2 separate regions of the Homo sapiens genome follow, and region 1 is linked to region 2. Evidence: chromatin contacts called from ENCODE Hi-C or POLR2A ChIA-PET data. All regions are on one chromosome and are shown on one strand. The core of a region is the stretch at or near the end of the contact, and the rest is flanking DNA. Distances in the headings are between cores, read along the strand shown. Region 1 overlaps LOC102723575 (a long non-coding RNA gene). Region 2 holds the start of ZFP91-CNTF (ZFP91-CNTF readthrough (NMD candidate)).

Evidence for each region. Hi-C counts contacts between places; a loop is a spot of excess contacts on that map. ChIA-PET counts read pairs that join two places held with the same protein, here RNA polymerase II (POLR2A). Pooled maps may share reads with other maps.
Region 1: a pooled map of psoas muscle shows a loop between it and region 2 (6-fold over the local background). The contact joins the enhancer-like site here to the promoter of ZFP91-CNTF in region 2. A Hi-C loop is called at or near these places in 15 of 168 maps with a recorded cell type or tissue (CD4-positive, alpha-beta memory T cell, CD8-positive, alpha-beta T cell, GM12878 and 10 more), 23 of 37 single-sample maps with no recorded cell type and 34 of 50 pooled maps. POLR2A ChIA-PET finds 5 or more read pairs at or near these places in 3 of 52 experiments (GM12878 and activated T-cell).

What each region holds. Positions count from the first base shown.
Region 1 is chr11:59,541,192-59,547,244 of GRCh38, forward strand. It overlaps LOC102723575 (a long non-coding RNA gene), which reads left to right. Exons shown (of 4, transcript XR_950136.2): 3 at 4,606-4,784. Among named protein-coding and RNA genes, the nearest start is that of TRV-TAC1-1, 6.5 kb to the right of the region's middle. RefSeq lists an enhancer at 3,847-5,046. Within about 2 kb of position 4,305, at least 2 of the 41 ENCODE cell types and tissues checked have a DNase peak (open chromatin) inside an H3K27ac peak, as active enhancers do.
Region 2 is chr11:58,576,547-58,582,676 of GRCh38, forward strand. It overlaps ZFP91-CNTF (ZFP91-CNTF readthrough (NMD candidate)), which reads left to right and starts at 2,568. Exons shown (of 13, transcript NR_024091.1): 1 at 2,568-3,076. ZFP91 (ZFP91 zinc finger protein, atypical E3 ubiquitin ligase) reads left to right here and starts at 2,517. Exons shown (of 11, transcript NM_053023.5): 1 at 2,517-3,076. The coding sequence starts at 2,736. It also overlaps a transcript of LPXN not described here. RefSeq lists enhancers at 1,271-1,350, 1,371-1,890, 1,509-2,201, 1,921-2,150, 2,895-3,586 and 1 more and a silencer at 2,571-2,990.

The sequences.
Region 1 (6,053 bases), core at 3,055-5,554, 970 kb after region 2:
CGGGAGGCTGAGGCAGAAGAATTGCTTGAACGCTGCAGGCAGTTTTCTGTTTCTGTTTTTGTGTTTTAATTATTCTAACAAATGTGTAGTGGTATTTTATTATGATTTTCATGTGCATTTTCCTAATAACTAATAGTGCTAATTATCTTTTTATGTTCTTATTTCCCATCTGTATATTTTCTTTGGTGAAATGTCCATATTTATGCCCATTTTTTATTAGGTTGTTTTTCTTCCCTAATTGTAAGAGGGTTTGTTGTTTTTTTTTTAAGTCTGAATAATAGACTTTTACCAGACAAGTCTTTTGCAATTTTTTTTCTTCCAATCTGTGACTTGTCTTTTCCTTTAGCAATGTCTTTAGAGGAGCAAAAGTTGTCATTTTGATGAGGTCAGATTTATCAATTGTTTTTTAGTTTCTGGATCATACTTACTGTGTCTCGCTTAAGAAATTTTGCCCAACCATTGATTACAAACTTTTCTCCTATATGTTCCTCTGGAAGAAATACCTAATAATTTCAAGTTTTACATTTTGCTGTATGATAAACCCTGCCTTTTTGAAGCTTAAAAGATAGTGATCTCTAACAAGACATTCCCCTGCAAACTGTGTGCTGTGTTTGAAAATCTTCAAAGACAAACTTCAGGAAAGGCTGATCAGTTTTTCTTTGACGGATAAAAATCAATTACAGGCCGGGCACCGTGGCTCACGTCTGTAATCGCAGCACTTTGGGAGGCCGAGGCAGGCGGATCACCTGAGGTCAGGAGTTCGAGATCAGCCTGACCAACATGGTGAAATCCCGTCTCTACTAAAAATATAAAAAAATTAGCCAGGCGTGGTGGCGGGTGCCTGTAATCCCAGCTACTCGGGAGGCTGAGGCAGAGAATTGCTTGAACCCGGGAGGCAGAGGTTGCAGTGAGCCAAGATTGCGCCACTGCACTCCAGCCTGAGTGACAGAGCAAGAACTCCGTCAAAAAAAAACAAAAAAATCAATTACAAAAGAAGTTGAATTAAATTTACTTCATGAGAAGACCAAATTTTTAAATATTAAAAAGGTCTTTTTCTCAAAAACACATTTGATTGGATATGCATGAACCACATGCCAATTACAGATTGGGAACCAGCTGGGGTACTGACAAATGCTGTCCTTGACCAGACTTCAGTCAGACTTCTCTGAGCCCTCTTCTCGACTAGGCCTAGACCTTGGCCTCAGTCCCATCCTCAGCTTGCAGATAGTCCAGTTTTTTTAAGTATCCTTCTAACTCAATGTATCAGAAATCCCTCTGACCCTTGATATCTGATCACCCTTGTCCACCCTCAGCAAGAATCCTGTTAATTCAGCAAGAATCCTGATAATACCGAGAATCCCCTTACCCCTGATGTCTCCTGTTACTAATTTTCCATCCACTGACCCCACCCCACCCCAATTCTGCTCCTTTGCTGTAAATTCCCAGCTGTCTCTACCACATTTGGAGTTAAGCCCAATCTGTCTCTTCTCTTGCAATAATCTTTTCTTTAAGAATACCTCCTGGGAGTAGGAGAGAGAAATATATAAAAATAAATAACAAACCAAGTGTGGTGGCTTATGGCTTTAATCCCAGTACTCTGAGAAGCTGAGGCAGGAGGATTGCCTGAGCCCAGAAGTTGAGACCACGGTGGGCAACATAACAAGACCCTGTCTGTCTAAAAATTTTTAAAAATTAGCCGGGCATTGGCCGGGCATGGTGGCTCACACTTGTAATCCCAGCACTTTGGGAGGCCGAGGTGGGTAGATCACGAGGTCAGGAGTTCGAGACCAGCCTGACCAGCATGGTGAAACCCAGTCTCTACTAAAAATACAAAAAATTAGCCGGGCGTAGTGGCACGTGCCTGTAATCCCAGCTACTGGGGAGGCTGAGGCAAGAAAATCGCTTGAACTCAGGAGGCGGAGGTTGCAGTGAGCCGAAATCTTGCCATTGCACTCCAGTCTGTGCCACAAAGCAAGAGTCGGTCTCCAGAAAAAAAAAAAAAAAAAAGCCGGGTGTGGAGAATGTGCCCCTATAGTCCCAGCTGCTTGGGAGGCTAAGGCAGGAGGATGGCTTGAGCCCAGGAGTTGGAGGCTGCAGTGGGCTGTGATTGCATCACTGTACTCCAGCCTGGGTGACAGAGCAAGACCCTGTCTCTAAAATAATATAAATAATAAGTAGCAAGATGCCCTGACCTCCTTCACCTTCACACCACAAAACTGAATGGGCCTGGAAGGGTTGACCAGTGCCACTGAGGCTGCAGCTGAAGTCAAGAAAGCATTGCAGAAAAAAATTGTATCCAAACTGTCAAGAACAGGGAGTAGTTGGTTTTATTTTATTTTATTTTATTTTATTTTATTATACTTTATGTTCTAGGGTACATGTGCACAAAGTGCAGGTTTGTTACATATGTATACATGTGCCATGTTGGTGGGCTGCACCCATTAACTCATCATTTAACATTAGGTATATCTCCTAATGCTATCCCTCCCCCTTCCCCCCACCCCAAAACAGGCCCTGGTGTGTGATGTTCCCCTTCCTGTGTCCAAGTGTTCTCATTGTTCAATTCCCACCTATAAGTGAGAACATGCAGTGTTTGGTTTTTTGTCCTTGCAATAGTTTGCTGAGAATGATGGTTTCCAGCTTCATCCGTGTCTCTACAAAGGACATGAACTCATCGTTTTTTATGGCTGCATAGTATTCCATGGTGTATATATGCCACATTTTCTTAATCCAGTCTATCATTGATGGACATTTGGATTGGTTCCAAGTCTTTGCTATTGTGAATAGTGCCACAATAAACATACATGTGCATGTGTCTTTATAGCAACATGATTTATAGTCCTTTGGGTATATACCCAGGAATGGGATGGCTGGGTCAAATGGTATTTCCAGTTCTAGATCCTTGAGGAGTCGCCACACTGTCTTCCACAATGGTTGAACTAGTTTACAGTCCCACCAACAGTGTAAAAGTGTTCCTATTTCTCCACATCCTCTCCAGCACCTGTTGTTTCCTGACTTTTTAATGATCACCATTCTAACTGGTGTGAGATGGTATCTCATTGTAGTTTTGATTTGCGTTTCTCTGATGGCCAGTGATGATGAGCACTTTTTCATGTGTCTGTTGGCTGCATAAATGTCTTATTTTGAGAAGTGTCCGTTTATATCCTTTGCCCACTTTTTGATGGGGTTGTTTGATTTTTTCTTATACATTTGTTTAAGTTCTTTATAGATTCTGGATATTAGCCCTTTGTCAGATGGGTAAATTGTACAAATTTTCTCCCATTCTTTAGGTTGCCTGTACACTTGATGGTAGTTTATTTTGCTGTGCAGAAGCTCTTTAGCTTAATGAGATCCCATTTGTCTATTTTGGCTTTTGTTGCCATTCCTTTTGGGGTTTTAGTCATGAAGTCCTTGCCCATGCCTATGTCCTGAATGGTATTGCCTAGGTTTTCTTCTAGGGTTTTTATGGCTTTAGGTCTAACATTTAAGTCTTTAATCCATCTTGAATTAATTTTTGTATAAGATGTAAGGAAGGGATCCAGTTTCAGCTTTCTACATATGGCTAGCCAGTTTTCCCAGCACCATTTATTAAAGAGGGAATCCTTTCCCCACTTCTTGTTTTTGTCAGGTTTGTCAAAGATCAGATGGTTGTAGATGTGTGGTATTATTTCTGAGGGCTCTGTTCTGCTTCATGGGTCTATATCTGTTTTGGTACCAGTACCATGCTGTTTTGGTTACTGTAGCCAAGTTCGTTTTAAAGATAATAATGAGGGTAGGGGAGAAGATACCAGAAAGACGACAAGGGCTGGGGCACCAGGGAAGGGAGGAAATGAAGCAAAAGATAGGCTGGAGAGGGAGATGAAATCTCAGAGGGCTCTTGTGGGTGAGGAGATGGAACGTGACATTTACACTTTAGAGAAGTCACTCTGTTTGCTGTGTGAAGCATTGATTGGAGTGTGCAAAACTGGAGACAGGGACACACTTGGTATTCCAGGACAGAGACGACAGAAACCTGAACTAAGTAGCAAAATGGAGGAGAAGTCGTTGTGAAACCGCCCAATGGGCTCACCTTACCCACTGCCTAAACAGAGCCGATTCCTCAAGACAGGGGAATCGCAATAAAGAAATAGCCATTCACGCAAAGCCGGCTGAGCGGGAGACCGGAGTTTTATTTTTACTCAAATCAGTCTCCCCGAACATTTGGGGATCAAAGTTTTTAAAGAGAATGTGGTGGGAGTGCAGGAGCAGTGAGTTGGAGAGTGCTGATTGGTTGGGTCGGAGGTGAAATTACGGCGCGTCCCTGTCTTCCTGCGCTGAGTCAGTTCCTGGGTGTGAGTCACAAGATCAGATGGGCCGGTTTCTCGATATGGGTGGTGCCAGTTGATCCATCAAGAGTAGAGTCTGCAAAACATCTCAGGCACTGATCTTGGGAGCAGTTTAGGGAAGGTCAGAATCTTGTGGCCTCCAACTACTTGACTCCTAAACCGTAATTTCTAATACTGTGGCTAACTTTAGTAGTCTAGTCTCCAGGCAAGAAGGGAGTTTGTTCTGGGAAAGGGCTGTTATTGTCATTTTTTAAAACTATAAACTAAGTTCCTCCCAAAGTTTTTTCAGCCTGCGCCCAGAAATGAACAAGGACAGCTTGGAGGTTAGAGGCAAGATGGAGTCGTTTAAGTTGGACCTCTTTCACTGTCTCAGTCATAATTTTGCAAAGGCGGTTTCAGTTGCAGACAAAAGGATCCGCAGGCTCCAGTGACTGTCTGCATGGCGGGAGAAAACACAAGGTAATCGCTCAGTGTCTGGCTGGAGTCCTGGGTAGATGGTGATATCATTCACCAAGAAGGGAAATAACAGAAGGAGCCCATGTTTGGGGGGAAAATTATATGTTCTGTTTTAACAACTTAGGCTATGGGTTGAATTCTGTCCCCTTGAAATTCATATGTTTAAGTCCCAACCCCCAGTACCTTAGAACATAACTTTATTTGGAGACAGGATCTTTACAGAGGTAAAGTTAAAGTAAAGTTAAGATAAAGGTAACGTTAAAATGTGGTTATTAGGGTAGGCCCTGATACTATATAATTGGTGTCCCTTACAAAAAGGGGAAATTTGGAGACCAAGATGCCCATAAAGGGAAGACGGTGTGAAGCGATAGAGACAGAGGACAATGATTTACAAGCCAAGGAGCAAACAGATTTGATATGCTTAGCAATTAGCATTTTCTAGAAATGTCCCCAAGGAAAAGCCTTATTGTTCTACGCAAATTGAACCAGACTTACCTGGCAATACAATAACAGTAGATGACATTTACTCTGTGCTTACTATACACAGATCATTTAATCCTAGCACTTTGGAAGGCTAAGGTAGGCGGATTACCTGAGGCTGGGAGTTCAAGACCAGCCTGGCCAACATGGTGAAACCCGGTCTCTACTAAAAATACAAAAATTAGCTGGGCGTGGTGGCAGGTGCCTGTAATCCCAGCTACTCGGGAGGCTGAGGCAGGGTAATAGCTTGAGCCCAGGAGGTGGAGGTTGCAGTGAGCTGAGATTGTGCCAATGCACTTCAGCCTGGCCTGGCCAACAGAGCGAGACTGTCTCAAAAAATAATAATAATAATAAATTAATTAATAATAAATAAATCTTCTCCAGAATCATGTGAGCTATTGTCCCCATTTTAGAGGAGGAAGCTAGCCCATAGCAGTTAAGCAACTAGCCCAAGGTCACATAGACTGGTATATACTGTGGTAAGTTCACACAACCAAGAGGAGATAACACTGAACCTCGATTTGGCTCTGGGGTTGCCTGTGTTGAATCTCTGGAGTCTACACCACACTGCCCAAAACTATGCTGTTTATGAGAAGGGAACTAACCCAACCTAAGGAACGCAGGAAAGCAGAAGGGAGTTTGATGAACTCAAGGAGGATGTGCAGGAAAGTCTAGGTCAGCAGAACTTCTGGAAAGTTCTAAGGAAAGGACATTAAGCAACATGTTACAGGCAGGACCAGCTTCATTTCTGGAATTGTTGGGATTTTACCAGGGTGACCGATTTATGCATAC
Region 2 (6,130 bases), core at 1,318-3,817:
TTTTACCACTGTGATTTATTCACCTTGAATTAAACATTTACAAAAGGCCTACTATAAAAAAGCAATACGTAAGGAACTATAATTATGGCCCTGTGAAATAGATTTTTTCCCCCTTTTTACCAATGGTGAAATAGGTTCATGTAATAGCAACTTGCTAAGATAATTAATTGGTAGCTTTGCTACTTACTATAATTGCAAAGTCTGGGATCTTTCCTCTACAACACCGTAGCCTTCTTTACTTTTTTTAAGACAAGCTCTCTGTCACCCAGGCTGGCGTGCAAAGGTACTATCATAGTTCAGTGTAACCTCCAACTCGAACTCCTGAACTCAAGCGATTTGCCCTTCTCAGCTTCTGGAGTAGCTGGGACCAGAGGTGCATCCCATCACGCCACCAGGTTAGCTTAAAAGCTTTATTTTTATTTTTTATGTAGAGGGTGGTCTCCCTATGTTGCCCAGGCTGGTCTGGAAGTTCTGGGCTCAAGGGATCCTCCCACTTTGGCATCCAAAAGCGCTGGGATTCCGGGGGTGAGCTACCACATCCAGCCCACAGTGGCTTTTTTTTTTTAGGGAATAATTCATTCTCCATTCCACTGTCTGTACATTTTTTTTTGAAAGGAGATTCCTCCTCTGTATTACTTTGAGCATCCATTGGATGTCAGCACTGTTCCTTCCAAAAGTCTGCTCACTACAAACTCAATCTTAAAAAATTTCCATTGACACTATGCCAATCGATTATTACAACTGAAAATGACATTAGCCCTATGAAAATGGAAAATACTCAGTAGAGAATATAAAACATTTGTCTAATATGAAGTGGTATCTGAGTCAAAGTACTGGAAGGAAAAATGTACTTCAGCACTTGTCTACAGTTTAACTGAATGATTAATGTGAAATTTAAAATTGGATCCCCAGATCTTGTTTCCAGCTTCTTTCTTTTGGGACTTTTAGCCCTGGATGCCTTATTTTCCAGGGGTAAAGGATGTTCTTGCAAATCGTTCCTTGATTGTAATGGATGAAAAGAAAAAAGAAATGGGAGAGGCCCACTGCATCACCAACTGCAACGGAAATTCCCTTTGATGAATCAGGAAGACAAATTAATGTCATACGCTAGCGTGCAGAAAAGTAACCTCTGATAAAGTTGCTATTGTATAAACCGCAGAAGCAGATGGCTTCCGGCCGCAGAGCTTAAGAGACCCTTCAGCTTCTCGGTGTAGGTCACCAGTCATGTCACGCTCACAACCCTTTCGCCTCCCTCTAGGTCAGGCACCGCATCCAAGTTAAGCAACCGACGCCGGCTCCTTGGTGTCCCAACAAGGTCTAGTAGAAAAGCAACTTTATAATTCGTTTCACAGATTTGATTAAGAGCCAACTGAGTAGTGGGCCTTGTGCTAGGGCTCCGAGGGCCCAAGGACCCCATGGAACCAGATTTAGTCGCTGACCTCTAGGAGCTCACAGGTGAGTGACTCACACACCGGAAGACGAGATCAATAATGTAGACATGAACGCTGGCTAGCCAGTCCCAGAGGAGGTGTCATCTGACCAAACCAAGGCAAGTCTGGGCAGTTACGCAGACACCCCGAGAAAGGTACGCCAACGCCCAGATAAAAAGTAAGAAAAAGTAGGAAAAACCCTCCCATCAGACCAGCAATTGGCTCGACGCTTGAGCCCGGATGTACGGCACGCGTCGCGACCTAACCCGGAAACACTGCCTCCCGAAAAAAAGGTAAACTCTAGACTGCGGAAAGTAAACTACCTTTCCCGTCGTGACTCAGTTAGAACCTCCCGGCATCCTCTCCACCTCTGGTTTCCCATCTATTTTTCCTAAAGCCTAGGCGAAATAAGACTTCATCTCCCAGAATGCCCTTGGTTAAGTTAACGGTGCGCATGCGCCAAGAGGCGGGCCCTCGTTGCCCCCACAACCCCGCCTCCGTTTTGCCGCCGCCATTTTTTCAGAGACTTTCATCCGGCAACCGACGGGGCTTTTTTTCTTAAAGGAGAAGCGACAGCTCAAAATACTACCCCCTTCTCCGCGCAAGATCTGGCGGCGCTGGGGACAGAAAGGCCAAAGACAGGAAAGTGGGGTAGGGTGGAGGCGGAAGAACGCCCAGGCTACTTCTGCGGCCTAAAGAAGAATAGAAAGAGCCCTTGTGGTATCAGTGGCTCCTCAGGGAGGCAGGTGCGCGCGCAGCCAGTCTAGGGTTTGCGTGAGGCGGGGAAAGAGGTGCGATTTCTTCTCACCCGCCTCCCTCGCGAGACCTGCCCCTCGCACTGCCCCTAGCGCGCGTTGAAGTCTGGAGGGGGGAAAAAGGTCACTTTGGGATTGTCGCGAGACACAGCCGTTTAACGGTGAGAACGGGTGCGCGGGGAAGGAAACCTCGCGCGCTCCCCTTTTAGCCGTTTCCTGATTGGCTGAAGGAAGGGGTGGGGGAGGGAACCTGGGGCGCCGCTGCGTGTAAGACTGCGAGGGGCGGGGTGAGGAGGCTTGTCCTCTTTTCCGATTGGCCCGCTGAGCGTCTGTGGCGCGCGCGCGCGCGCCGCCAGCGGTAGCGGACCTTGAGTGGCAGGGGGTGGGGGGGGCGCCCTCGGAGCCGGGCGGAGGGGAGGGGGGAAAGAGGAGCGCAGGGTGAGAGTGAGCCGCAGGCTTCGGGAGGCGAGGGGGCGGGGGGAGCAGCGCCGAGGCCGCCGCCTCCGCCTCCGCCGCCTAGGACTAGGGGGTGGGGGACGGACAAGCCCCGATGCCGGGGGAGACGGAAGAGCCGAGACCCCCGGAGCAGCAGGACCAGGAAGGGGGAGAGGCGGCCAAGGCGGCTCCGGAGGAGCCCCAACAACGGCCCCCTGAGGCGGTCGCGGCGGCGCCTGCAGGGACCACTAGCAGCCGCGTGCTGAGGGGAGGTCGGGACCGAGGCCGGGCCGCTGCGGCCGCCGCCGCCGCAGCTGTGTCCCGCCGGAGGAAGGCCGAGTATCCCCGCCGGCGGAGGAGCAGCCCCAGCGCCAGGCCTCCCGACGTCCCCGGGCAGCAGCCCCAGGCCGCGAAGTCCCCGTCTCCAGTTCAGGGCAAGAAGAGTCCGCGACTCCTGTGAGTAACAGTCTTTCAGGCGGTGGGAAAGACCCCCCTCTGTCCGTACGCAACCCTCTCGGCTCCCGTAGCGCCTACTCCACGTGACATCCTGCCTGGTCTGCCCCCTGCCGGCTCCGCACGCCAGATGTCACACCGTTTCCCCGGGAGCCTTCGTGCCTCCTCTCTGCGCCACCCTCATCTCGCTCCTGTACCTTCGCTTGTCGGGCCGTTTCCCCACTCCCCGAAATCATCTTTTGATACACCCCTGCACTCGCTAGTGATCCACCTCCTCCCTGACACCCGCAGGCTCATCCCTCTTTCTGGCATCCGCACCCCCTTTGTCACCCTATCCCTTTCCTTTAGGCGGCTCTCCAGTATTACATCACATGCCCTTTAGGGAATACACAGCCCGATCATAGCCTTCAAAAATGATTCCCCCCCGCCTTCGCGTTAGCTCAAGAGCCAGATGTACTAGTGTGTTTATGTAGCTTTTTTTTTTTTTCACTTTTCTAAATTTTTCGCAACCCTTCTCATTCTTTTGAGAAATTTGCCACTTATTATGGTCAGGTTAAAAGCCCACTGCTACGATTTTAAGTATGGAGTCTTTCATATAAAATTATATGAGCATTCTTTAATGTTTGTTTTTACTAAGTAGCATATGTTTTATCTTTGTGTTTCGTGTTTTTAAATGTAGGAACTTCATCCTTGAAATTAGAATCATCTGAGAGGAATTCCTTTATTACCTAGACGTAATAGAGGAAACATGAACAGGTGGCCAGGAGCATTGTCTTAAATTGTTCGTTAAAATAATACTCATGTTAAGAATACTGAAGCACACAAGTTTGTAAATTCTAGAAATTAATCACATTGACTATTCAATTCATGACTGAAAACATCATTAGTGACCTTTGATTTTTGAGTGAAAACAGATTAGTAAAAACAGAGAAAATTGAAGTGAGGGGGAGTCAGTTTTAAGTGTTCCCTTTCTTCCAGTAGAGATAGTGGCAAGGTTTGACTTACACCAGACCTAATAGATTTAAAACTTGAAACAGACTTGGTCCAAAATTAAGAGTTAAGCCTGTGTCTTGGCATGCTTGCCTTAGAAGCCTCTCAGAAAGAGAAATAAAATTCAGAGGTAATCATATTGTGGTATTAGATATGCTTTCAAATTTTTGAATGTCAGCTAAGTTAACATAATTTAGAGAATTTGTTGTAAGAACTGCAGTTCTGTCGACAGCAAAAATCTGTACTTACAGATTCAGCTGCAATTAGACTTCTAATTGCTGTAGATGCATTTCATCTTACAAAAATTTTATAGTTCTATATTGTTTAATCTCATGAATTTGAAAAGATACATGTATATCATTGACCTCATTTGGATATGAATTCCGTGAGCAAATTCCTTAACCTACCCATGCCTTAGTTTCCTTACCTATAGAGGATAATCTCTGCAACGTGAGTTTGTGAGAATTAAATACAGTGTGTAAAGTGCTAGACACAATGCCTGTTGTAAATACTAAGTACAAGTTGCGTTTTTCAGTAATGGTGGGATGGTAGATCCTTGAGTGGTTTGTAGTGAGGTTTTTCATATAAATTATGCAAAATATGATTTTTTCACTCTTTAATATTACTATTCGTAGAGAGGGTAATACTTAAAATATTTTTAAAATTTCCTTTTATTCTCACCTACCCCTTGAAAATTAAATATACCTATATCTCAAGATAAGATAATTATGTCTAAAATGGTACCTGCTGTTTAATTTCTTTTTTTGGAGATGGAGTTTTTGCTCTGTTGCCCAGGCTGGAGCAGTGCCACGATGATCTCTGCACACTGCAACCTCCGCCTCCTGGCTTCAAGCAATTCTCCTGCCTCGTCATCCCAAGCAGCTGGCATTACAGGCGCCCGCCACCAATCCCAGCTAATTTTTGTAATTTTAGTAGAGGTGAGGTTTCACCATATTGGCCGGGTTGGTCTCCAACTCTTGACCTCAGGTGATCCACCCGCCTCAGCCTCCCAAAGTGCTGGGATTACAGGCGTGAGCCACTGCGCCCAGCCTGCTGTTTAATTTTTGAAGGAAAATAAATAATTTTTATCTAAAACAGTAATTTTACCTGCTGTCATGATTTATTTTTGCCCTAACTCTTGGCAACAAAGTACTAGTGACGCTTTAATTCCATATAACTGTTACTGTTGTATATGGATGAAGATGACTTAATTAAATTCCTTCCTTTTTTCTGCACAATGTTCCTTGTGGGGAGGAAGAAATAAGGCTGAATTCTTAGCGCCACCCGCCTCCCATCCAATATCATTAGAAAACAGTAGTGACAATGGCATTCTTCTTTCAGCCCCAAAATTATCTCTTGACTGTGTTTTTGATCAGGTTGTTAAACAAATTTTCGTCATAATAGAGTTTTTGTTACACATTTTTACCTTATTCCATAATCTGGAAATCAGAGGAATGCTAAAGCATTTTAGCTTGGCAAACTTGTTTCATCAGTATCTGGGCCTGGTACTATGCTGAACTAGGTGGTAGAAAGAAAAATGAGACATGGCCCTCATCTTCAAGGACCTTGGGGTGTAAGGCAAAGATGCATTAATTAGTGGAGATATGTCAAATGTGTGTATGGTATACAGATTTTCAGTCATAAAATACATTTTAAGACTTAATTTTTTCTACATAATTTAATCCTTTAAGATATTTCAAGAGGTTTTGAGTCCAAACCCTGGTCTGGTATCTTTGACTTTGAGTCATTTCTGTTTTCCAAATGACATTTTGAAAATTTTAAAAAGGAAGGTTTATTCTGTATTACTTACTTGTTCGCGCTAGTCCTTTTTCCATATCCCAGCATTTCCCTGTATACAATCTTAGTAATCAGCTGTTTAACCTACATTTGATTTTCTTAATTAAAGTGATAGTAAAGTATACCATAGTTTAAAAGGTCAAGAAATAGATAGATTTGGATTGGTTGAAACCTCTGTTCCCATTGGAAGGCAAAATAATAGAGTGGATAAAGCATTGGACTTTAGTCAGAAAGTTTTATGTTCCAGCTTTGTACTGTGCAGTAAGTGGC